2 separate regions of the Homo sapiens genome follow, and region 1 is linked to region 2. The links are chromatin loops, found by intact Hi-C in ENCODE. Cell type or tissue: endothelial cell of umbilical vein. All regions are shown on one strand. Links, peaks and the distances in the headings refer to the core of each region. The heading gives the core; the rest is flanking DNA. Region 1 overlaps PPM1H (protein phosphatase, Mg2+/Mn2+ dependent 1H). Region 2 overlaps PPM1H (protein phosphatase, Mg2+/Mn2+ dependent 1H).

Region 1 (12,356 bases), core at 1,717-9,716, 56 kb before region 2:
TGTCTCTTGTGGTTTTCATACTATAATGGCAGAGTTATTAGTAGTTGCAACAGGGACTATCTGGCTCACAAAGCCAAAATTACTTACTATTTGGGTCTTTACAGAAAACGTGTACTGACCCCTGAACTTATTAGGTTGAATTATCTGAAATTGTTTTTGCAGATCAAAAACAGTTGAATACTGACGATTTCACATAGTTACACGTAATACATAGGTGAAGCAAAAGAGAGATACAGGTTTGGGTAGAACTTAACATGCAGTTTGGCATTAGTAGTAACATTAGCTGTGGATACACTTTGCTTTACCATTTGGAGGCCATCACTAACTTCTATCCCCTTCACCAATATAATTAAATAACTGAGAATGAAAAAACAAACAATAAAGATCAAAAGAAGATATAATGTTGCCTCATAGATTTCCCCCCATAAATATCAGCGTTTTCTTCTTCATATTGGTTGTTTAGAAATGAACATTTAACATAGTAAAAATGAAAATCAGAAAGTCATCTTTGTGTATTTCCTTTCAATAATCCTCTGGGTCCCCTTGGCAAAACCATTAATACCACCAATGTCCAACTTCCTTATTTAAATAAGGAAGTCTGTGCTCTGTCAGATGCTGGAACAATTCCCGTAGAAGGCCCCAGTGCTGCTCTGTTGGAGCCAACTGAAATCAAAATAAACGCCAATCCAAATAAGATTGAAGTGTTGAAGTTTTGCATAAAATAAAGCAGAAAAAATGCTTTTTGCAGGTTTAGAACAATATCATTTGTATATAGCTATTTGCATCTGTTGGTGATTAAGGGAAAAAAAGCAAAGTTCTGCTTTTCTAAAGATCAGATTTTGTTTTATTTACCAGCTGTATCAGTACTATCGGCAATGTGAGAAATTTTTTTAAACAAAAAATTTTTTTGAAAGTCAGTTTCAAATGTGTAATTTAAACAAAATTTTTTTTGAAAGTCAGTTTCAAATGTGTAATTTAAAAACCCAAACTTTAAAAAGCCTGAAACTAATAAAATATGAAACCAAAAGACAGAAGTATTCTAATCTCAACAGACTTCAGATAAAACATATACATTTTTAATTGACAGGTCCTCAAAAATCCCAGACACCACCTAGGCTTTCTCCTTGTTGCTGGATAAAGAAAATATTGGACTATCTAGGCCTCTGGTATTTTTCTTTAAACCTTAAAGTAACACAAGAGGAATAAAGTTATACAGAAGGGGACTGTTATGTAGTAAGGAGGGTTTTAAGCCCTAACTTGGGAGTTATCTTTAAAGAGGTGCTATCCACCTTCACATAGGAGGCCACTCCACCTAAACATACAGCAAAGCAGGAAACATGGGAGGGGCAGGTAGACAGGTTTTTTCTCTGCTAGAAATTGGAGACGCAGTCTCATACAGCTTTTAAGAGCAGAGAGACTCTGGAACCAGACTCCCTAGGTTTGAATCCTGGATCCGCAAGTAGGTAACTGCACTACTTTTGGCAAGTTATTTCCCTGTGCCTCAGTTTCTCATAAGATGGGGATAATGAACAGTATTTTTCTCATATGGTAGCTGTCTGACTGTTGTAAAAAAAGAAATGTTAAAAGTGTTTCATAGGCTGGGCATGGTGGCTCACGCTTGTAATTCCAGCACTTTGGGAGGCTGAGGCCGGCGGATTGCTTGAGGTCAGGAGTTTGAGACCAGTCTGACCAACATGGTGAAACCCTGTCTCTACTAAAAATACAAAAATTAACCAGGCATGGTGGTGCGTGCGTATAGTCCCAGCTACTTGGGAGGCTGAGGCACGAGAATTGCTTGGAACCCCGGAGGTGGAGGATGCAGTGAGCCGAGATGGCGCCACTGCACTCCAGCCTAGGCAACAGAGGGAGAATCTGTCTCAAAAAAACAAACAAACAAACAAACAAAAAACCACAAGTGTTTTATACTTAACAACTTAATGCTTTCAACTGTAAACGTGAGAAAGGTGTTGTTATTATCCTCATTTTATTGGCCAAATCAATGTCATATGCATGATGACTTATTTAGGTAAATGTCCTAGGTGAGCCATTCTGATATCTTCTTATAGCAACTGAGGTTTTACATTATGTATTGTGCTCACACATATGATAATCTTGCAATTAGTTGCACAACAGACTATAAATAAAACACAGGTAACACAAGAAGGAATTGTGACACTTCACATGGTTTCAGTACTTCAATATATTTTTTCCAAGGCAAGCACAGTATTACTGCAAATGTACATTAAAAGTGATAATTAATTTTCCCCTTACTACTTCAGTCTTTTTTAAAAAGTACTTTTTAAAAAAAGTACTTTATTTTAACTGAAAACAATCTGCTTTGAAAAATCTTTACCCTAGTGTTAATTAACCTGCAGAGAAAGTGTGTTTCCAGATTAAAGACTGAACAATACATCAAGTAGCCCTTTGAAAACTAGCTGTTATCTGATCAAATATTTTTACCTTTGTCCCCAGACCCAGGGCAAAGCTCAGTTAGCAATCCAAGTCTCCCTAATTTACAAGGGAAAGAACATGCTAATTTAGCCCTTGAGGTCTCAGAATAACCCATCTGAGTTTCATTTTAGGCAAACTGATTTCTCTACCCTAAGGAAGCTAGAAAGTACAATAAGACTTTGCCTTTGTCAACCTTAAATAACGAGATTCAGAAATTATGATTAAGCATCGAGTTTATTCCAGCGCAGTGCAAAGCTTAAGAACAGCCACCTGGGCAGCACACACTCCAAATGGATGGGGTTGGTGTTCCAAAGTGGGGAAGCTAAGGTTTCACTTATATAGGCAGAAACAGTTTTAGCAGGGTTCAGCACTTTCTGTACAAAGCCAGTATGTAACATTACAGTGATTTGCTTAGTATGGATTACTACATTCCAAGGAAGATTGCTTTAGCATTCCTGAGGAGAAATAATGTTCTGAGGGGCAAGGGGGGCGTCTTATCTCTGATGCTGCTTCTTCATTGCTAATCATTTATAGGAAAAAGCAGAAATAGCAACTGCATGCTACATGATTCAGGCTACGTAGCCACATTCCCCTCAAGGCTCAAGATAACTTAAAGTTCCAACAGCTTTAAGTTTGGATTATTTAATTTCACACTTTGAAGGAGACAAATGCGCTGAATGTAAGCGATTTTAAATTAGATGCTTAATACCATCCTTAAATAAAAAGGACAAGGTGGACTACCAATATATTTCAATTAGTCAAGGGTAGATGTGTTCCAAAATGTTGTGTGTTTATTTCAGTTGTGTTCTCCCTATCTCAAATCACATAGCACGGAGTAGGTACTCGATAAATGTTAATTGAATGAATAAACAAATGAACTCATTTTGCCATAACACCCCATGGGAGAGAGACTAGAATAATGACGGTGTTCTAAGCCTGCCTATATATTTCTTAAAGCTTACAATATTTGGAGTTTCTCCTCATTTGATTTCTGCATTCCATAGAAAAAAATTAATTATAAGCACTTCTACTAGGAAATGAGCTTGGGAGTAGGATATGTTAAAGTGACCCCTAAACATTCTCCAGCAAAGAAGTAGCTGATAGATGTCAGAGCCTAGGGTACCTCTTCATCCAAATTCCACCTCTGGCTTCTGCCTTATAAATAAGTTCTCACCCTATTAACAGTTAGAGCCGACCAAGAAGGCCCTGGAGGGCCAGGATGGCTCTTTTACAACATCAAAAGACTACTGCAAAGGAGGGAAATTCCAAAGGTCTAAACAGGACCTGGAAGTAGCAGAAAGATAATTCTGACACTATCGGTTTGAAGCTACCCAGCCATGCAATGAGTTACCTCAAAAAGTAGAATTCCCTTCACTGGAAATGTCCAAAAGCTGGCTTATGACCTCCCAGGGATACTCTGAGGATCTCTGCATGGAATGGGAAGTTCCTAAGGCTTCTTTTCTAACTGTTGAGCCTATACCTCCATCCTCTTCTTGCCTCCATCTGTAGTTAATACAAAATCTATACTTCTTTCAGAGCTAAAATTTACATGGAACATAGTTTTAGAAAAGGGGAGTGGTACTTCTTGCTGAGGCAATTCTCTGACACCTGGTAGACCATATATGAGGTATGGAAAGTCTTGTAAAAATGGAAATTTCATTGACTTGACTTCCTATCCCCAACTAGACCTTTAATACGGGTGTACAAGGGAACCTCAAGTGCTGCTGTTCCTTGGGGCTGCAAATGTGGCTTGCTGTTCTTCCTCCCCAGACAACTTTCCCTGGGAGATCGTCTCTATTCCCAAGGCTTCATTTAAGATCCAAACACTAAGCACTGCCAAAATCATATCTACAGTACAGATCTCTGGGGGTGCCTGGCCTGTGTTTCCAAATACCTGTAGAATATCTGCCTTTGCATGTTGCACAACATGCAAGCTGCCCAACCCTATATTCATTTCTCCTTCCTTCTGCTGTCTCCTTCCTGTCTCAAATACAATCCTCCTTCTGGTGTTCTTTGTCTTAGTGGACAAAGAATTCCAAGGAGCATCCTTGTCCTCCCAGCTTACTACTCTCCCCACATCTAGCTTCTCAGCCTGCGGGGCTAAGTCATAACTATGACTTACATCCCCATTTCCATGCCTTGTCCAGGCCCTTGTCACATCCAGCAGGCACCAATATTTAAACCTCCTAACCTGTCGTCTCTTCTTAGTAAATCCTGCACAGCAGGCCCGGACTGACCTTTCTCAACCGTGAATGTGGCCATGTCTCTCCCATGCTCAAATATCTCCAAATGGGCTCTGAAGATTTCAGGATAAAATTTAAACTTTTGGGCCAGGTGCGGTGGCTCACGCCTGTAATCCCAGCACTTTGGGAGGCCAAGGCAGGCGGATCATCTGAGGTAAGGAGTTCGAGACCAGCCTAGCCAACATGGCAAAACCATCGGTACTAAAAAAAATACAAAAATTAGCTGGGCATGGTGGCAGGCACCTGTAGTCCCAGCTACTAAGGAGGCTGAGACAGGAGAATCTCTTGAACCCAGGAGGCGGAGGTTGCAGTGAGCCGAGATTGCGCCACTGCACTCCAGCCTGGGCAACAGAGCGAGATTCCGCCTCAAAAAAAAAAAAATTTTTTTTTTTTTTAACTTTTTAGCTTACCATATCAGTGTCTTCCTGACGGGCCCTCTGAATATCCTCAGCTTCCCCCATCTGGTCTCCTCGCACCCCCTCATCCTTAGCCATAATAAACAGTTTGTGGTTTACAAAAAGCACCCAGTTGCTACATACCACGATTCCTTCTCACATGCCTTTTCCACCCCCTGCAATGACCTAACCTCCTCTTGTCTGACAAACATCCCTTGTCCTTCAGTATTCAGTTTGTTAAGGCTATTTTGCATGCACTTTATTGTTCTTAAAGACTGCAGTGTAACCAGTAAGTAGCACAGTGCTCATAGTATGGAAATCACCAGAAACTTGGATTGGTATCCTAGCTCTGCCACTGGCTAGTTGTGTGTCTTGGGGAGGTTAATGGGCTACTGTGTGGACTAAGAGAATGCATAAATGTAAAGTGCATATACCTGTCAGAGATGTTTTTATCTGCCCAGACTCCCTTTCTCCTAGACATCATCTTTCCTTCCCACCCTCCTCCGTCCCATTCATATGGTTTTTCCATGGCCAGAGGTGACTGGTTTAGGGATGGCCACCTGATCTCTGAGCTGAGCCAATTAGGGCCCTTCTGTGAAAAATGAAAGAAAGAAAAAGGCAGCAGAAGGCAAGAAGGGGAAGAGAGGGAGAGACAAAGAGGAGAAGAGTACATATTTGTGAGAAGAGTACATGTTGGAAATAGAATCTCAACAGAGTCCCTAGTTCTAGGTGTTCCCAAGACCCATTTGTCTTTGGAATATCTGGGTAACCCCAATATTCTCTAATAAATTTCCCTTGAATGGCTGTCAATTGCAAGCTAGAGTATAGCAAGACCCAACTCTCAATACACCCTCACTATACTATCATTATTAAACTGCAAGGGCCGTGAAGGTAGGGGTAGAAACTTATTTAATTCTGTATTCTCAGAGATTAGCATAGTGCCTGATATACTGCAGGCAGTCAAGTACCTACTAAATGAAAGGTTTGTTGACTTCAGGGGAGAAATTATAATTCAGGGTTAAAATTTATATCACAAGCTCAAGGATCTCTACCTAACATCCTGTGCTAAGAGGTAAAAGACAACAAGAAGTAGCAAATTTTTGCCAGTTATGACCAGAGCAAGCCAGTGAGGTAAACATCTGACAGCCACTGATCAGGCATATTTAATCTTCTGAATATCTTTGATTTATTATCAATTGAGTAAATCAAAGTTTATTTTAAGGATTCAAAAAAAAAGCTGTTAAACTTACATAGATAACTATTACTGAAGCTTACCAAGAGTAGACAGTAAGCTGTTCAGAAATCTAGCAACTGAAAAAAAAACAAATCATCACTCCCATGGCCTGGGATGCGGAAGGACTCAGAAATTGTTGGAAATTCCACAGACTCAAAATGAGGTAACTGTTTACCTTCCTTATTGCATTTTAATCTAGAGATTAAAATAGATCTCATTGTTCCAGAATCCTGCCTATGGTAAGAAATGAGTTCTCAATGGCTGAGAATAAATTTTAATAGCGGAACCAGAAGCATAAGAGAGGAAATCATGAGGAAAAATTTTTCTTCATAAAAAGGACCATGAGGTTAATTTTCATTTCATTACATTTCTAAATTGCATATATTTTTGTATGCTGGTTGCAAAATATCCTTTCTGTATTGACATGAAGTATAAATTAATCAGTAAATACATAAAATTCTTACATCCTACATTTTCAAAATAGCTCCTAACTCATTAATTTATTCCAAAAATAACTAAGGTGCAAAAGTTCATTAATAAGATGACTGATAAACTTGATATATGAATTAACCAAAACCAACACCAAATCACCGTTAGATTCAGGCTTACCTGAAAATTTTATTAAACCACAACTTAATAAAACACAATACTAAATGACTACAAATGCAATCTAGGACACTTTCCATGGCAAGCTATATTTAGAATTCCAAGCTCTGTTGGGTAGAATGGTTCTCAGATTTTCATGTGCCTATGAGTCATCTGGAGGACTTCTTAAAACATTGATTTTAGGGCCCCACTCTCAGAGATTCAAACTCAGTAGATCTAAGGTAGGATCTGAGCAAAGCTCCCAAGTGGTGGTGACACTTTGGGTTTACTGATGATGACTGAGTTGCACTGGCCTGGATGAATCATGGTCGTTTTAATTTCACCAAGCACTGGAATTCCCCTGCAACCTCAGCCTCATTCCACTGAGCTAGAGAATTGTACGTGATATACCCTTAGTTTATAATCCACTGGTGGTGGCTGGTACTACCAGAGTCAGAAGCTCAAGAGACTCCTAGAGATGGAAAGGGGATCCTAGTGAGGCATTGAATTATGGTAATAGGAACATAAACCTGGTGGGGTTGGGGGGGCAGTCACTGGGAGTGGGACAAGGGGGACTGGGGACTAGGATAATGGGGACTCCCAAAAAAGTTGGGAACAAAAATACTGGCAGGTCATTAGCTGCAGGGGAAGGGAGTGGGAATAGTGGTGAGTGAGAGACTACCTCACATGGAATTCCTGTTAGGAAATGGTTGGGAATAGAAAAGAAATGGTAACAGAGGGTGGGAGAGGGCAGGGGACACACAGGAAGCTTGTTTCCCAAGGCGGAAGTGGCTGCCATACAAAGGGGTACAGGGCATCTGGATTGCTCAGCACATCCAACCTGAAAGGTGAATAACCATCTGGGACAACTCTTTTTATATCAAAGATAATGATACACTATCTAAATTATCAATTACAACACACTTTTACTAGAAAGAAAAAGGACTGAAATAACACTTGTAAATACTTGTGATTTAATTGCATATTGTCTCAGTTGAGCCTCCCAACAACAAGATAGATAGGGAAGGTATTATCTGTCCCATTCTATAAAAACTGAATCCAGAAAGCTGATTGACCTGGGGTCAGATAGCCATTGGGTGGTAATATCAGACTGATATCCCACCTGATTCCAAAGCCTATTCACCCACTACCCTATGCAGCAGAGAAAGGAAGCTGAGCAGCTCTCAGATCTAGAAGGAAAACCAAGGGTCCACTAGTATCATACAAGCCAAGTGTGAGGTTTTAAGAGGGAAAGGTGCCAGGTGCTAAGAAAAGTTCAAGTGCCCACTAGATATGGCAAAGAGGTTATCAGTGGCCACTGGTAAGGACTATAAAATTCAAAGTACTAAAATACTCTCCCCTCCCAGAGGAAGAAAAGTTTTAAGATGATAAAATGCACTAAGTCTGAGATGGAATGCATTCGTTTCCAGGGAAGTATTTCACTTGTCTGCTTCCTTTTTATGAATAAGTTAAAAACTTGAAAGAGCATCCATGCCTCTACACAAATTTTAGCTCTAATCCAAAGGTGACACTGTTAAACAACTGCTCTAAAATGCTGTCACAACTTTCTAGAAATTATAAATAGCAATTTACAGAGTAATTAAATAACAATTTTTTACTTTTTTATTTTTTTGAGACAGGGTCTCAGTCTGCCACCCAGGCTGGAGTGCAGTGGTGTGTGATCATGGCTCACTGCAGCCTAAACCTCCCAGGCTCAAGCAATCCTCCTCCCTCAGCCTCCAAGCAGCTGGAACTACTGACGTGAGCCACCATGCCTGGCTAATTTTTTTTCTATACTTTTTGTAGATACAGGGTTTCACCATGTTGTTCAGGCTGGTCTCAAACTCCTGGGCTCAAGCAATCAACCTGCCTTGGCCTCCCAAAGTGCTGGGACTACAGGTGTGAGCCACTGTGCCTGGGCAACAATTTTTTTAAGTTAGCTTCAAATTCCATGGACATTTCAAAACTTAATATATATGTTTTTGTAGTTAAAGATTTACTGATAATTTAGTTTTAAACTTTCAAATTATTTTTTAAAAATAATTTTGACTCCTGAAAATTAAATAAAAATTTTTGAAAGCACACCCAATAATTAAAAACTTAACTGCATAGCAAATTGGTAATCTAACAATACAAATTAGTAATCAAAAAATGCAAGTGACTTTTAAACAACTATAGGACAAAAATCTAAAGAGGAAAACTGTAAAAAGCAAAAAAATCCCAAAATGTCCTTGGCAGTTTTACTGTTAGAAATATTGGTATTGACATGTTGAAACTATGTATATATGGATATATAAAGATATATTTTAAAATATATATTATATAAAATATATATTCTAGTAACATATAGGTAAAATATATATATATTTATATTTTTTTCTTTTTTCTTTTTTAGGGGAAAGCATGAATGCAGTCCCCCACTACCACAAATCATGCAGTCGAGTTTCGCACTTTTGGGGAAATCACAGGGGTCAGCACACCCAGAGTGCAATGGATAAACCTCGCCCTGGGAAAACCACCTTCGTGATCATGTTATCTCCCCTGCCAGGTAAGAATGGGATATAGAATAAATGTTATTTATTAACAGCCATAATTGTTAATGTAAGGCAATAAATATAAATTAAATTGAAGAAAAACCTTGTAATGTTAAATTTGAATTGGAGATATCAATATGAAGTCAACTGTTGAAATACATGTATTTTTTAATGCTGTCTACTCAAAGGGCCTGGAAACAAGGACATCCTAGGACTGTGAGCATTCTAAACACCCAGACTTTGGTTTCCAAATACTACTCCCCACTGAAAGAAACCAGCGTTTCTTGGCAAAATGGTGATTCCAGATACGAGACAGTAAAAGTGTAAGGTGAGGCAGAGGCAGCTTGTAGGGCCAGAAAGCATAAAAGCACTCAAAGATAATAGGGCATTTCAGAAGGACACAGGAGTATGTTTGAAGGGGCTATCACTGGTTAATTCTGAGTCAATTAACATCAAAAACAAACAAATATTAACACAGAGAAAAAAGAAATCCCTAAATCTACAGTGCTAGTTAAAAGGAAAAATAAAACTAAATTGCTAGGGCTGGGCGCAGTGGCTCACGCCTGTAATCCCAACACTTTCAGAGGCCAAGGTGGGTGGATCACCTGAGGTCAGGAGTTCAAGACAAGCCTGGCCAACATGGTGAAATCCTGTCTCTATCAAAAATACAAAAATTAGCCAGGCATGGTGGCAGGCACCTGTAATCCCAGCTACTTGGGAGGCTGAGGCAGGAGAATCACTTGAACCCGGGGGGTGAAGGTTGCCATGAGCCGAGATCGTGCCATTGCCCTCCAGCCTGGGCAACAAGTGTGAAACTCCATCTCAAACAAACAAACAAACAAACAAAAAACTAAATTGTTACAACTGAAGGTGACTATTATACTAGTTACTTATTCTGAAAATTGATAATTAAAGGAGAGAAATTAAACACTGACCTATCTTGCTGAGAAAAAAACTAGTTTTTTCCCAGTTAATAAAGTACTATGGACTGAATGTTTGTGTCTCTGCCAAAATTCATATGTTGAAATCCTAACCCCTAATAGGATGCTGTTAAGAGATGGGGCTTTTGGATGGCCGGGCGCGGTGGCTCACGCCTGTAATCCCAGCACTTTGGGAGGCTGAGGTGGGTGGATGAGGTCAGGGGTTCGAGACCAGCCTGACCAATATGGTGAAACCCTGTCTCTACTAAAAATACAAAAATTAGCTGGGCGTGGTGGCGGGCGCCTGTAATCCCAGCTATTCAGGAGGCTGAGGCAGGAGAATTGCTTGAACCTGGGAGGCAGAGGTTGCAGTGAGGCGAGATTGTGCCACCACACTCCAGCCTGGGTGACAGAGCGAGACTCTGTCTCAAAAAAAAAAAAAAAAAAAAAAAGAGATGGGGCTTTTGGGAGGTAATTGGGTCATGAAGGTGGAGCCCTGGTGAATGGGATTGGTGCCTTTATAAGAGAAACCCCTGGGAGCTCTCTGGCTTTCTTTCCTACATGTGAGGCTACAAGAAGGTGGCAGTCTATAACCAGGAAGAGGGCCCTCACTGGAACCTGACCATGCTGGCACCCTGATCTGACTTCCAGCCTCCGGAACTGTGAAAAGTAAATTTGTTGTTTATGTACCACTCAGTCTGCGATACTTTGTTACAGCAGCCCAGACTAAGAAATAATAAAGAAATGTTATTTTTTACAGAAAAATGCCATCATGTAGAGGAATTGATAATTGGAAAATAATCATTCTGCAATCTGCAATGACATAATTGGTTTGGGCAAAGATCATCCACAGATGCTAAATCTCTTAGATGAAAGATTATTGTCAAAAGAGTGGTTACGTGGTGCCACCTCACAGATTTCTTGCTAATTTCATGGAGATAAACATACCTTTACAAGGGAAAGATATGGTGGTGAAACCAAGTGATCAAACATGGGTCCTGTGAGTGGGATGACCCGGCACTGCATGAGTGGGATACATCTCCTGATGTGACGCAACTTGAAATGCACAGCATCAGCTAGAAAGTATTCTTCCCAATCTAACTAAGCCTTTAAGCATAAATCCCAGTGTACGGGAAACAAAGGAGATAGAGAATTGGGCTAAACATCACAAGGAAACAACTAGAAAAAACTAAAACATTATGATAGTCTGTAGAAAACTAGTTTGGTTTCTTCAAAAGGTCAACCTTATAATAAAAAGGCCATAAAAAGACATTTCTGGGATGGGGGCGGTGGAAATGCAAATATGGACCATATGTCATGAATCAATGAGAAGTTTCTCGGGGGCAATAATGGTTTGTGCTTCTGCAGGAGAAATGTGCTTGTTCTTAGGTGATTCAGACTGAAATATTTAAGGGTTAGATAATTTAAAAGGATTCAAAGGAAAAAATGTATTTAGGGAGATAAAGCAAACTAGCGAAATGTTAATAACATGAATCTAGGTGAAAGATATTCAGGTACACGTTAAATTATTCTTTCAACACTTCTACATGTTTGAAATGTTTAATAAAAGGTTGAGAGAAGAATCTACATCTTGCTTTAATCCTATGAGGAAATGAAAGTTTTTACAGATGCATAAAATAAAATGTGAAAACATATGTAAAATTCAAAATTATAGAAAAAGGAATAAAAGAAAATATCAAGAATGGGAGGAGTTTCAATGCACATATACTAACCACAGTTCAGATACTTATTAAAAATTAAGACTCAAATGTAGTTCTCGGTTTCCTGGCTGCCACGCAGAACTGTGGCCACTGTCGCAACTTTCCGTCATCCAAAGGCCAACACTGCTAGTTCTGTAGGGAAACTAGAGCTGGTTCAGAGGAAATGCTTCTTCCCATGGGTTTCCTATGGGAAAAACTCATTGATAAAGGGAACAACATCCTCATCATCACCCCCACAATATATGCAAGGGGAAGGGAGCCTACTCCTTTCTA
Region 2 (12,356 bases), core at 1,894-9,893:
CAGCTGGGTCAAGCAGAAGATCTCTTTCAAGACTCTAAACCAAGAAATACAGGAGGGTCTTGCCAACTAACTATGGGAACTAAACCAAGAGAGCAGTGAATTCTCGGGGAGCACCATGAGAAGCCATGATGGGCTACTGCCAAACTGAAGTGATGTGGGGAACAGAAGGTGTAATGGAGTGGGGAAAAGCCAGTCCATCACAAGTGGGGAATAGTGCAGAGATGCAGAAAGAAACAGCCTATCACCAGCAGGAAGGACTGGACAAAGAAACTGACCCTTAGCCTAAAGAAGCCAGGGTACCAACTGTATAGTCCAGCCCAGCCCAGCTTGGGGAACAGTCACTATAGGTCCTCTCCTTCTGCTGCCACCCACACCTCATAAATGAGTTAAACTATAGCACATAATCATCCTTAAATGGTGGCAATAAACACTTCTGCATTTCATTGTCAATGGATGCATAATAGATGCAAAATACTTCCAAGGTTAACTAAATGAATTATTGTAGATGTCTAAAGTGAGGGTGAACTCTGTTTTTTCTTTTAAAATGATCCATCTGTTTATCAAGGCAATAAGTTTTTAAGTTAATTAAGTACGGAGCAGAAAGTCCTCCAAGCAGACACTTTTAATTAATTCTTAATTATGAATGCCCACGTATGTCCTCCAAGTGGCCAAAAATATTCAGTGTGGGGCGACAAAGGAAAAAACGCACTGAAAAGAGAACAGACACCACTCCTGGTTTTGATACTTTTTAGGTTAAATTTACCAAATGTTATAAACAGCTTTAAAAATACTTACCTTTAGGGTGGTTTTCAAAACAGTGCAAACATACACAAATCACAACACACTTCTTAATTTGTTCCTCTTTGTTGTCACGTGTTGCTAAGAGACTGTCTTTTTCAGGGCTCAAATACACAGATTTTTTCCAAATTTAGAAAATAGGCATACTTGCAAAGAAGCCTCAAAAAGGCAGCCAGTTAGAGGTAGAAATTTATTTGGTAATTACCAACCCACATTTCTCCAAACAACTTCCTGAAACATATTACTGAATGCCTGTATGACTCATGGAAACTTCAAAATTGATCATCTCTGGCTCTGTGGCAATCTGCTTTCTTAATTTACATACATTAAAGTTTGTGTACCCTCTACTCCTTACTGAAGGAAAACAGGAAAGTCAACCTTCCACTGAAAGAGAAGCAGCCGTCCACTGGGTTCAGACACTGGGAAGGCCACTGAAAGGCTCGTGTACATCAAGATTTCTCATGAGTGGTTAGGGGATGTTGATCACTCTTAGGGATAAACTGTAATCAAAGATCAGTATGTGAAGCCGGGAACAATAGCATATATTAACAGTAATACGTGTTATTACAGTCATATTCTAGTTCCTTAATTTATACAGTATGTTATTAAACAGATATATCATAGCATAATGGTATCACAAAAGACTACTTTTTCCCTTAAAACTCCTAGGTGCACTTTTGTATGTATTTTTTTATTAGCTATCTGACAGCCTGGGGAAAGACACAAAAAGGCGATAGGTGCCCATGACAACTGGTGATCAAAAAGCCCAACAAAAGCTGGGCGTGGTGGCTCACACCTGTAATACCAGACACTTGGGAGGCCAAGGTGGGAGGACCACTTGAGGCCAGGAGTTTGAGATCAGCCTAGGCAACACAGAGAGACCCCCATCCCTAAAAACACTAAAAAAAATTAAAAATTTAAACTCAATATAACTGAAACTAGATGGTAAATCAATGAGGAAATGGCTAAGTTTACAAAAGTCTGACTGACAAACCTCAGAGACGCACCCCTCTCTTTAAAAAGGATGCACTTTGACATTTTAAAATATCTATGTGCATAGTTATTAAAGAGCTTTTATATGGGCCCCTTAACTAACAGCAGAGAACCGCAGGGACAGGCCAGCTTTGCTGAGACAGATACACAGGCTTTATTTGTTTGCAAAGAAACACAACTGAACTCAACTGTAAAGACAACAAAGCTCAAACAGCCTCAGTCCTCACTAGGGTTTCATGCCAGCCCAACCCCATACGTTTGTAAAGCATTACAGTAACTTTGGAGAGTAGGACTAAAGTAGTCTAGGCTTGCAACAGGCAATGTTTATGTTCACTCCAAATTGATATGTTGAAATCCTAACCTCCAATGCAATGGTATTACGAAGGTGAGGTGAGGGTGGTGCCCTCACAAATGGGGTTACTGCCCTCATAAAAGAGACCCTAGAGAGCTCCTTCACCCTCTTTCAGCCATGTAGGACACAATAGGAAGTCTGCAGTTTACAACCTGGGAGAAGGCCCATGCCAGCACCCTGATCACAGACTGTCAGCCTCCAATACTGTGAGAAATTTCTGTTGTTTATAAGCACCCAGTCTGTGATATTTTGTTATACCAGCTCAAATGGACTAACACCGAGCTGTAGTCTCAGTTCTGCCACTCAGGCAAGCCATTTAGTTTCTCTGAATACTGACTTCCTCGTTTGGATAAGAAGGAAAGGACTCATTGTTCAATTCCCACCTATGAGTGAGAACATGCGGTGTTTGGTTTTCTGTCCTTGTGATAGTTTGCTGAGAATGATCGTTTCCAGCTTCATCCATGTCCCTACAAAGGACATGAACCCTTGGACACAGGAAGGGGGACCTCACACACAGGGGCCTGTTGTGGGGTGGGGTAGGGGGGAGGGATAGTATTAGGAGATATACCTAATGTAAATGATGAGTTAATGGGTGCAGCACACCGACATGGCACATGTATACATATGTAACAAACCTGCACATTGTGCACATGTACCCTAGAACTTAAAATGTAATAATAATAATAATAATAATAAAGAAAGAAGGGAAGAAGAAATGGGAATTTGCTTACCAGTAGTTAAAAAAAAAAAAAAGGAAAGGACTACGTGGAAACGAATGCGGGTGGAGGAGGTACTAATATCTTCTGAGCATCTCCTACAGGCCAACATTGTCCTTATACCATCTAACCTAATCCACATACTAATTCCTGATTTTACAAAAAGGGAAGCCAGGCCAGGGGAGGAAACTGCTCAGTGTCACAGGGGACATAGTACAGATAGGACTTAAGCCCCGGTGTCTGGTTTCAAGGCTATACCCAATTGCTATGCTGACCTTACACATTCTGTTTCCAGAGTTCAAGGACTAATTTGAGCATGCCTTTCTCAATGCCCCTACATATTTCTATTTCCATGTGCTATGATATAATTTCCGAGTCACATCTGAGATCTCACCCTCTCTAAACTCTCTGGTCTTTCCCCCTTACTGCCACCACCACTTAAACCCAGACAAGCTCTGGGAACATAGAGAACTTGGAGAGTCATCCGCCTCTATTTCCATGTAGCCGGATACATTTTTGCATCATGTAGTTTGCTCAGAACACAGCAGAGATTCTAGTCCTGCAAGTTTGGTGCCTTCTAATCACAGCAAAGAGCATTCTGTTGCACAATGAATATTAGTATTCACTGATACCATATGTTCCCAGTGGGCAACAGCCAATCACTTTTTCAAAACCCTTGGGAGGTGAGCTTACATTTACAATGAAGAAATGACAATTATCATCAACCAAATCCAATTAATTCTCAGATTTCTATTTTTAAGTTTCTTGAATTGGAGGAAAAGATTGAATATCATTAATAATGGAACTTACTGTCTAGTTTCATTAAAAGCTTGCCACTTCACAGATGAAATCTGAGGCAAGCCAAAGAGAAATGTTGGCAGTTTGTGCCTTCAGGCAACAGAGGCCTTTTGGGTAAAATTATGTTTTTGTGCTGAGGGGGACTGTCAATAGTACTTGTTCTAAAATTATATACGTCTTTATAGAAATTGCCTCTACAAAAGTGCAATCATATTAATACACACACACTTGCTGTTAAGGCTATCAAGTTAAATTTAAGAAGCAGAGCTATTCTCTAAGTGGGACACATTCTTAACACTCCTAACAGGTAAAGAAAATCCTTCCTATACATGATAGCCAATTAATGACTATTAAAATGCTTTTAGGTGCCATGGTAGGAAGTCCCTGACAGGTAGCTTTGAGCAGAAAGATCCTCTGCTCCAGGCATCCCTGGGGCTCCTGAATGCCATTTGTCCTTGAACCTGCAGGAGGGAAGTGCAAGGAGGACTTGGTTTCAAATGAAGGCAAGCCTCCTTGCCTTCAAGTTCTACCAGCTACTACTTCTGACATTAGCTTCTAAGATTAGAATAAAATGGGATAATAAAACAGAAAACAAATACGAAATAATCCATCTGAAACATGGTTTGCCTACTTTAAAGGGTTCCTCTAAAACCGATTCAGAGGGATGACTAACCAATATATGAAACACTTTAAAATAAAAGCTTTTTGGCCAGGCGCGGTGGCCCATGCCTGTAATCCCAGCACTTTGGGACACTGAGGTGGGCAGATCACGAGGTCAGGAGTTCGAGACCAGCCTGTCCAACATGGCGAAACCCCGTCTCTACTAAAAATACAAAAATTAGCCGGTCGTGGTGGTGGGCATCCCAGCTACTTGGGAAGCTGAGGCAGGAGAATCACTTAAACCCGGGAGGCGGAGGTTGCAGTGAGCCGAGATCGCACCATTGCACTGCAGCCTGGGCAAAAGAGCAAGACTCCAACTCAAAATAATAATAATAATAATAATAAAATAAAAAAATAATAAAAATAAAAGCTTTTTAAAAAAATTTAGGATTTTTAAAACAGTTTACAAAGTTGAGATACTTTAGCACTGTTTGTGACTGCCCAACACTGGAACATTTTCCAGACAAAGCTCTGGATCCCAGGACTCAGCCTTCTTCAGCACAGCCTGATAAGGCTCTCATGGGGTCCCCCCGCCCCTGGGGGTAGCCTACCTGAGTCAAAATCCTGACTCTTCCCCTTGTTGGCTGAGGCCTTGGACAAGTCATTTAATCTCTAAGGGTCCATTCTTCTTCTACATGGTGACAATCCTGACTTTGAATTACTTCAAGGATTAATTAAAATAATACATGTATAACCCTTGGCCCAATGCCTGGCATATACTGAAGGACTCAATAATAGGTTGAGGCTCTCATGACTGTAATAATTATGAGTAGTACTAAGAAAGATAGTGGAAATAGTTGCAGTGAGGCCCTACTCTAGATGGAGGGCCCACTTGTGATTTGAAACATCCAGCCACAGTTTAGGCAATCATACAGGCCTATCTCCTATGGCAAATGGAATACTGCCCCATCAAATGGGTTGAACTAATACCACTAGACTAAGTATTTGATCACTGCTTTTTTACAAGGTACTAAGGTAGTACTCAAATTGCTGGTTTTTGGAGGACACAATTATATTGCCCAATATGGACAACTCACTATGTGAGTTGTCACCCCCTCCTGAGACACATGGACAGAAAATATAATACACTGGCAAGAGTCCAGCTTTATGGCCACTGCATTCAGACATTACCAGATTCCAAGTTTTTCCCATTTGAAGTAGCTGGTGCAGTTCATTTCTTTAGACATGCCTCCATCCACATCAAGTCTGAAAGCTTCTTTAATGCTTTTAAGATTAAGATAAAACAGCTGGTGAAGGGGTGGAAGCGTGTCAGTGGCAAAAACTCTAAAAGGAGAACACAGAGCTTGGCTAAAGACAAAGCAACAGGAAGTCAAGCACATGCACCGTCCAGAAATACCCTGAAATGTTATTTTAAGACTTCCACCCGCGATGCAATCTCATCCTCCATATTTTAATGCTTTTGTGATATTTGAAGGAAGGGACAGGAAAATAACAATGATGAATAAAATTAATTCTGGTTAAGTAACAACTAGGCCTGAGGGCCAGGTGTCCCTTAACCACTGAGCACAAGAACTCTGTGATTTTAGATACACTCAGACAGAAAATCATGGAAAATATCCACCCACCGCCAATTCCTTCAATGGCAGAAAACATAAGACACGAATAATCAACTTTACTTAAGATTTGCAAACCTTATGTGTACTAAGTAACCAGTACTGTGTCTAGTTGCCATGGGGTGGGGGAGTGGGGTGGGGGTCTAAAAGAATTGAACATTTCAATAAATGTTATTCAATAACTAGGTTATATATGAACATTCAGTCAAAATATATTTGTAAGGGAGGCTTCAGTTTCTAGAAGAGAACTGAGAAATAGAAAGGCAGCTGCAAAATTTGGTGTACACTGATGTTCATATTTAATCTAATTAATGGGTAATACATTTCTGAAAGGGTCGATTTATTTTTTTAGAGTCACCCTGTAATAGCAAATCTTAGTGACTGATGAAACCTCATACCATAAAAAGAACAGGATAGAGAAACGTAATACGAAGTCGAAATGGTTAAGGCTGTCATATTGCCTTCACTTCAAAGGAATTACATTCACTGTTGGTATTTCTTGTAGGGAACCGAGATACCATTGAAGAAGCCTTCAAAAAGGCTACATTACATAAAGCATTAAAACAAAAAAGTAATCTAGTAACAAAAAGGCCCACAAACAGAGCTGTGGGGTACAAAATTAGTTCTTCATAAATTTTTTTTTTTCTTTGAGAAAGAGTCTCACTCTGTTGCCCAGGCTGGAGTGCAGTGGCATGATCTTGGCTCACTGCAACCTCCACCTCCCAGGCTCAAGCAATCCTCCCACCTCAGCCTCTGAGTAGCAGGGACCGTAGGCACACATCATGATGCTTGGCTAATTTTCTTTTATTTTTTGTAGAGATGGGCTTTCTCCATATTGCCCAGGCTGACCTCGAACTCCCTGTAAATATTTCTTATAGATCAGTGAACACAATGCCATATTTTCTTACAATGCTGCACCCGACGGCTTCATGGGCCCTTCTAAGAAACGAAGAAACTGACCAGTAGACAGAACGGTGCCATATGTTTTGTTATGAGATATGGGCAAAAGGATTGCTGTCAGATGCCAGGCAATGAAAGTAAAGGCAGGAGGAATTTCCACCCTTGAAGTGAAATAAAGACATTTTAAAGCTACGGAGGTTGGTGTGAGCTATTCAGAGGTCACCAGGACCATCAGCATGTGGACTGTGTCACAGTTAAGTCTGCAATGTCTTCTTTTCCTTATTAGTATATAAAATAGTAGCGTGCCCAAAATCAGTATCTTAGTATATGAAATATTAATTTCTTAGAAAAAATCAATGCAAACCTATAAGCTTTAAAGGCCATTTTTTTTTCAGCTCTGACCTAGATGTAGCCTAACAGCCACAGCAGCCTTTTCCCACGCCAGCAGCATTCACTCCTAATAACAGGGATAGTGGCTAAGAGGGGGCTTCAGAGCCAGTCCCTCTAGGTTAAAATTCCAGCTCTGCCACTTACTCATGGTGTGACCCTAAACAAGCTAGTTCTCTCTCCTGGGCTTCAATTTCTTCATCTGTGACAAAGATAACAGTACCCATCTCATAGGGTTGTTACAACAATTAAATGAGACAGTATTGGTAGAGAGCTCAGAACAGTATCTCACACAGTGAGCATCATGTAAGTAATTGTTAAATAAAACTAGCACCTAGATTTTGGTGTCAAACTGTTCTCCAGAGAAAGAAGCCAGGGTTTCTTAGAGGGTAGTTCCATATCTTGGGGCGGGGAAAGTTAGGGATTGGCAAGGCTCAACGTGTGGCTAGTAGGAAGATAGAAGATGTTCATGGAGCTCAGGGGTAGTGATGAAAAGACAAATCACTAGCCAAGATGGGACAATGTGGGCATCAAAAATAGTAAGGCCATCTAAATGTGAAAGACATGATTTCATGATATCCCACACATGAAAAAGTTAATATAAAGCACACAATGAGGTGTTATCATACAAAAGAAAGGAAGAGAGTATCCATTCCACTTTATTTTAATAAATGGAAGAGTGCTAGGTGTTTTGTTTCTTCTATTAAATATTTATCCGTTTAAGTAGAGAAGAATGAACATCAGGAACTTAGTAATACTAGTCCTCGGTAAGACAGAGTAGACCAATAACAGGAAGGCTTTAACATACTTAAAAACCAGGGGGAAAGAAAATCGAAGTGTGTCAAGATGATGAATTCGCTAAATGTTCTAAGAGGTGTATTAACCACAGACTTCATCCCTCATATCCTAGGAGATAATACCCCTTCCATGTCTTACTAATGGAGATAGTAATAGATCATATGGTAGCTTCCATATGATGATGCAAAGAACCAGGCAAAGATTAGGAGGACAGGACAATGGACTATGAGATGCCAGCCAAGCAAAACTTGGAAAAGAAAACATTCTGGGAGAAGCACCATGCTTCAAAAAAACTAGAACTTGTGTGGAAAGTATAACTCCAAAATCTTACTGCTGTAACAAATTGTGGACAAATATAAAATGGAGCCTAGCCAGATGACCAGTGGCTTGGATTTGATGAAGCTAGAGATGGCCAAAAATAACTAGATCAGTTATCAGCTGGTCAGACTATCTTTCTGGCTCCAATAAAGTTTCTGTAATTGTGGAAATGTACTAGTACTATATTACTGTAGAAAAGTCTCAAAATGCACATTGCTCTAACACTGGACACTATCAAAATATATGTTGCTACAAACTTAGGAAAGTAAACAGACAAGTTTAAGAACAACAAATGAACCACCATGGCATTGGTATTTTACAACAGCTTTAAGTATGTTTTATGTTTCATAATCACTGGATCTTTGTGTGCTGTTTCCAGTGTCAGGGGGCTCAAAAGAATCAACATTGCAGTTTAAGTTGTTAAAAGAGTTAAGTCGGTAATCCATGTTCAAACAGATTTCAGAAATTAATTTTCAAAGTTTGATTTTAGATACAAATTTAATAGTTTGAGCGCTAAATTACAAATAGTAGCAGGTGCTTCTCTCTATGAACAAAAACCCCTAGAATATTAAAGAATACATAAAGTGGGTCACCAACATGATGTCCAGAGGAGTAAACTGTATTTCTCCACATAAAAGACTATTCAGAAGCACAGTTATCCACTTCTTCCATCACCATGACCCCAAGGGAAACAAAAGGTAGAGGCAACAATAGAAGAAGATATGAGATAAAAATGCTACACAGTTGATAAGAGTTCTTCCGTATTAAAAGTAGGACAGGGGGATAATGGGAAATGAACTACAATAGAACCTGGCTTCAGTTTGTTGTATAAATCCAATCAGACATGTATAGCGTAACAACACGTTCCTTCTGTTATAGCTTTGAAATAAAATGAATCTGAAATGATGAAGAATATAAATGTGTCTAGAACAATGAAATACAATGGTGAAGTTTCAGATGTGGAGAGGGGTGAAAATGGAGCTGAGAAATACTCTCAAGATTCCACTGACCCATTTCCCCTACAGGGATTAAATCAAACAAGATCGATCACCTCCAAATCTTTGGGTTTATACCTGACAACTACTCTCCTGGCAAATTTAATGTTTTTCTTTTTGAAAGGCTGATATTATTATTTCTACAATTCTTTCTCCCTGTTCTTCCCACCCTCCATCTAAGACATGCAATCTAAATGCTCACTCATGGGAGAAAGGCAACAAAGCAAATGGCACTCACTGAGCACCAGCATGTGCCAGGCACTGCAGAGGGAGATTCCCATGATCATTACATTTCATCATCACGAGTCTTGGGAGCTGGATATTATTACCCTACTTTTAGTAATGGAGAAAATGGAGTTCTGCAGAAATGAGCAAATTGCACAAGGACATCAGTGCAGTTTGAGTGTTCAGACCTGTGTTCAGGTTTGCCACCAAACCCTGCAGGCTCTTCCACTGTCCCATGCTGCCTTTGGGTTCTCTGCCCCACTCTTTTTACTGGGACTACCTGTCAGCGGTTCTTTCTCAAATGAATTGCCAAGTCAAAAACCTCAACTCTGAAACTCAGTTCCCAAAAAAGCAACATAAAAATGTTCTAGTCTAAGTCTCCTTTGTTTATCCAGTAAGTACTTGTTACACAGAAGGCTGTATCATTCCAGCCTGAATCTCAATAGTGCTCTGTGTGACCTGGAGAATTTAAACGTGTACCTGTACCAAAAAGAGGAACTCATCCTAAGTTTTCTACTAGTCACACACGTGTGACAAGCTCTCCATACCAGCCTGCACTTCAGTTTCAGATCTGGAAAAAGGTGCCTAACAACCAATGCAGCTCCCAGAGGCTGACAGAAAGAGTACCCTTCTCCCCCTCATGGCTGTCCTTGTAATGCTCTCTCTACATTCAGAACAGAGTGTAAAGGCTTTAAAACCAGCCTCTGAAGCTATCAGGGCAACATCAATTAAGATAATTTTTAAAAGCTCAAGGCAGAAAAGAAATTAACATTCCCTTTATTTTAAAATGTAGTACACAAGATTAAAAAGTATTGACGATGAGTACAGGACAATCTCCTTATTGACTTGTTTACAATCAAAATCGTGCATGCATGACAGGTCATTAGAAATTGAGTTTTGCAGCTGGGTGCGGTGGCTCATGCCTATAATCCCAGCACTTTGGGAAGCCGAGGGTGGGCGGATCACCTGAGGCCAGGAGTTCGAGACCAGCCATGGTGAAACCCCATCTCTACTAAAAGTACAAAAATTAGCTAGGCGTGATGGTGGGCGCCTGTAATCCCAGCTACTTAGGAGGCTGAGGCAGGAGAATCGCTTGAACCCTGGAGATGGAGGTTGCAGTGAGCTGAGGTCATGCCACTGCACTCCAGCCTGGGTGACAAGAGCGAGACTCCGTCTCAAAAAAAAAAAAAAAAAAGAAAGAAAGAAAGAAATTGAGTTTTGCTCATTTTTATTTTATTTTTAAAATCCTACCCAAGGAAAGCATATTTTTACTAACCAAAAGTTATTTACTATCTGCACTCTGAATGTTATGCAAGTGGAGAAAACTAACCAAGAATGGCACATAAGGTTGAGTAGAAGTCCACGGCACAAATATGCTGGCTGAGGGGCCAAAGTGTGGTTTGTATCATAGTAGGGGCTGCAACCACCCGAAGGAATGGACTCCTCTTAAGTGCCAAGTTTATGCTATGGCAAGGAATAAATGGGTAACAAAAGAGATGCAGACCACACCCCGAAGGAGCCTCCAGTAGAGTGGGTAGATATTAAACAAATAATTACAAATTACTATGGACCACGTTTTCTCAACTCTAAGAAAAACATTTTCCCTTATCTATTTAATCCTCACATGCATCTTATCAGTTATGACTAATCCCTGGCTTACAGATGAGAAAACTGGCATTAACTATCTGCTTAAAGGGGTGGATTTGGGATTGGAACTTGGGCCAATGGACTCTGGAGACCATTCCTTTAAGGACAACACTACACCAGTTCCCACCAGTCCCCCACCCCACCCTATCCCCTGGGCTTCTTAAGTATTAGAAAATGGAACCACTATTCACCCAGTTTCTCAGGCTGAAAATCCGGAATTATCTTTGACTCCTCTTTTTCTCACTCAGTTCACCAATCAATCCTGTCATCTTTCCTTTCAAACTATATCCAGAATCCTACTGCATTTTATTCCTTCCACTACTATCATCCTGGCCCAAACTGACATCATCTTATACCCGGAGTAATGCAAAAGCTTTCAACTGCTTTTCCTGCTTTTGCCCCTGCTAGCTACAATTTACCTCCCACATGGTGGCCAAAGCCATCGTTCTAAAACAATTTCCCATGTTCCTCTGCGCAAAATCTCCCACTGACCTTCCATCTCAGCAGCCACTGGCCTCAGCCATCTAATCTCCTCTGGACCCTCATTTCCTATCTCCCTCTCCTTTGTTCCCTTCTCCCCAGCCACCCTCACCTCCCTGCTGGTCCTCAAACACAACAAGCATATCCCAATCTTGGTGTCCTTGCACATCTGATTTCTGCTGGCCAGCACACTCTTAAGCCCCCATCTGTTGATGTATGTCACTCTCTGATTTCACTCAGGTCAACAACTAACCTCCCTAGAGGGCTCTTCTCTGACACTCTCTGTGAAGGAGCATGGCCCTCTTTTTTGTCTGTCTCATTCTTTGGACTCTTCCCTGCACTTACAGGTAGCTGTCATCACACTACATATTTATTTGCAAATTATCTGCTTCACCCACTAGAATAGAGGCTGTCTGTGGGCAGAGACTGCTTTGCTCACCATTTCCCCAGCACTTAAAACATCACCTTCGCACGTGGCAGTGAACAAAAGAATGCGTCTCAAAGTATTATTAAAGCAAGTCAGTAGTGTGTATTATAATGAATACCATTGTGGAATTGAAGAATGACATAATTATAATACCAACTATTGTGCTGAAGATTACGGAGGTTTTAATAACATTAATTGCAGAGAGGTGGTAATTTATCCTGGGGTTCAGAAATGGCCTCGAGGAAGGGCTATTGAAGTTGAAACCTGAGGCTAAGCAGGAGTTAACCA

What was found. Hi-C counts contacts between places; a loop is a spot of excess contacts. Peaks named below come from ENCODE experiments on the same cell type or tissue, not always from the same donor. Only the 100,000 strongest peaks of a DNase experiment are listed, where the experiment ranks them.
Region 1: a loop joins it to region 2, with 5 times the contacts of the local background. A loop is called at or near these places in 3 of 110 quality-filtered maps.

The regions. Positions count from the first base shown.
Region 1 is chr12:62,841,438-62,853,793 of GRCh38, forward strand. All of the region lies in intron 1 of PPM1H (protein phosphatase, Mg2+/Mn2+ dependent 1H), which reads right to left. LOC105369795 (a long non-coding RNA gene) reads left to right here. Exons shown (of 3, transcript XR_945016.3): 2 at 9,304-9,456. It also overlaps the pseudogene RNU1-83P. Among named protein-coding and RNA genes, the nearest start is that of PPM1H, 88 kb to the right of the region's middle. In endothelial cell of umbilical vein, for the core only: no CTCF peak of the experiment used is centred there; a DNase peak (open chromatin) is centred at 6,464.
Region 2 is chr12:62,897,717-62,910,072 of GRCh38, forward strand. The region is part of intron 1 of PPM1H (protein phosphatase, Mg2+/Mn2+ dependent 1H); the gene reads right to left. LOC105369795 (a long non-coding RNA gene) reads left to right here. Exons shown (of 3, transcript XR_945016.3): 3 at 1-3,310. Among named protein-coding and RNA genes, the nearest start is that of PPM1H, 31 kb to the right of the region's middle. RefSeq lists a silencer at 9,511-9,693. In endothelial cell of umbilical vein, for the core only: no CTCF peak of the experiment used is centred there; a DNase peak (open chromatin) is centred at 5,675; H3K27ac peaks cover 825 bases.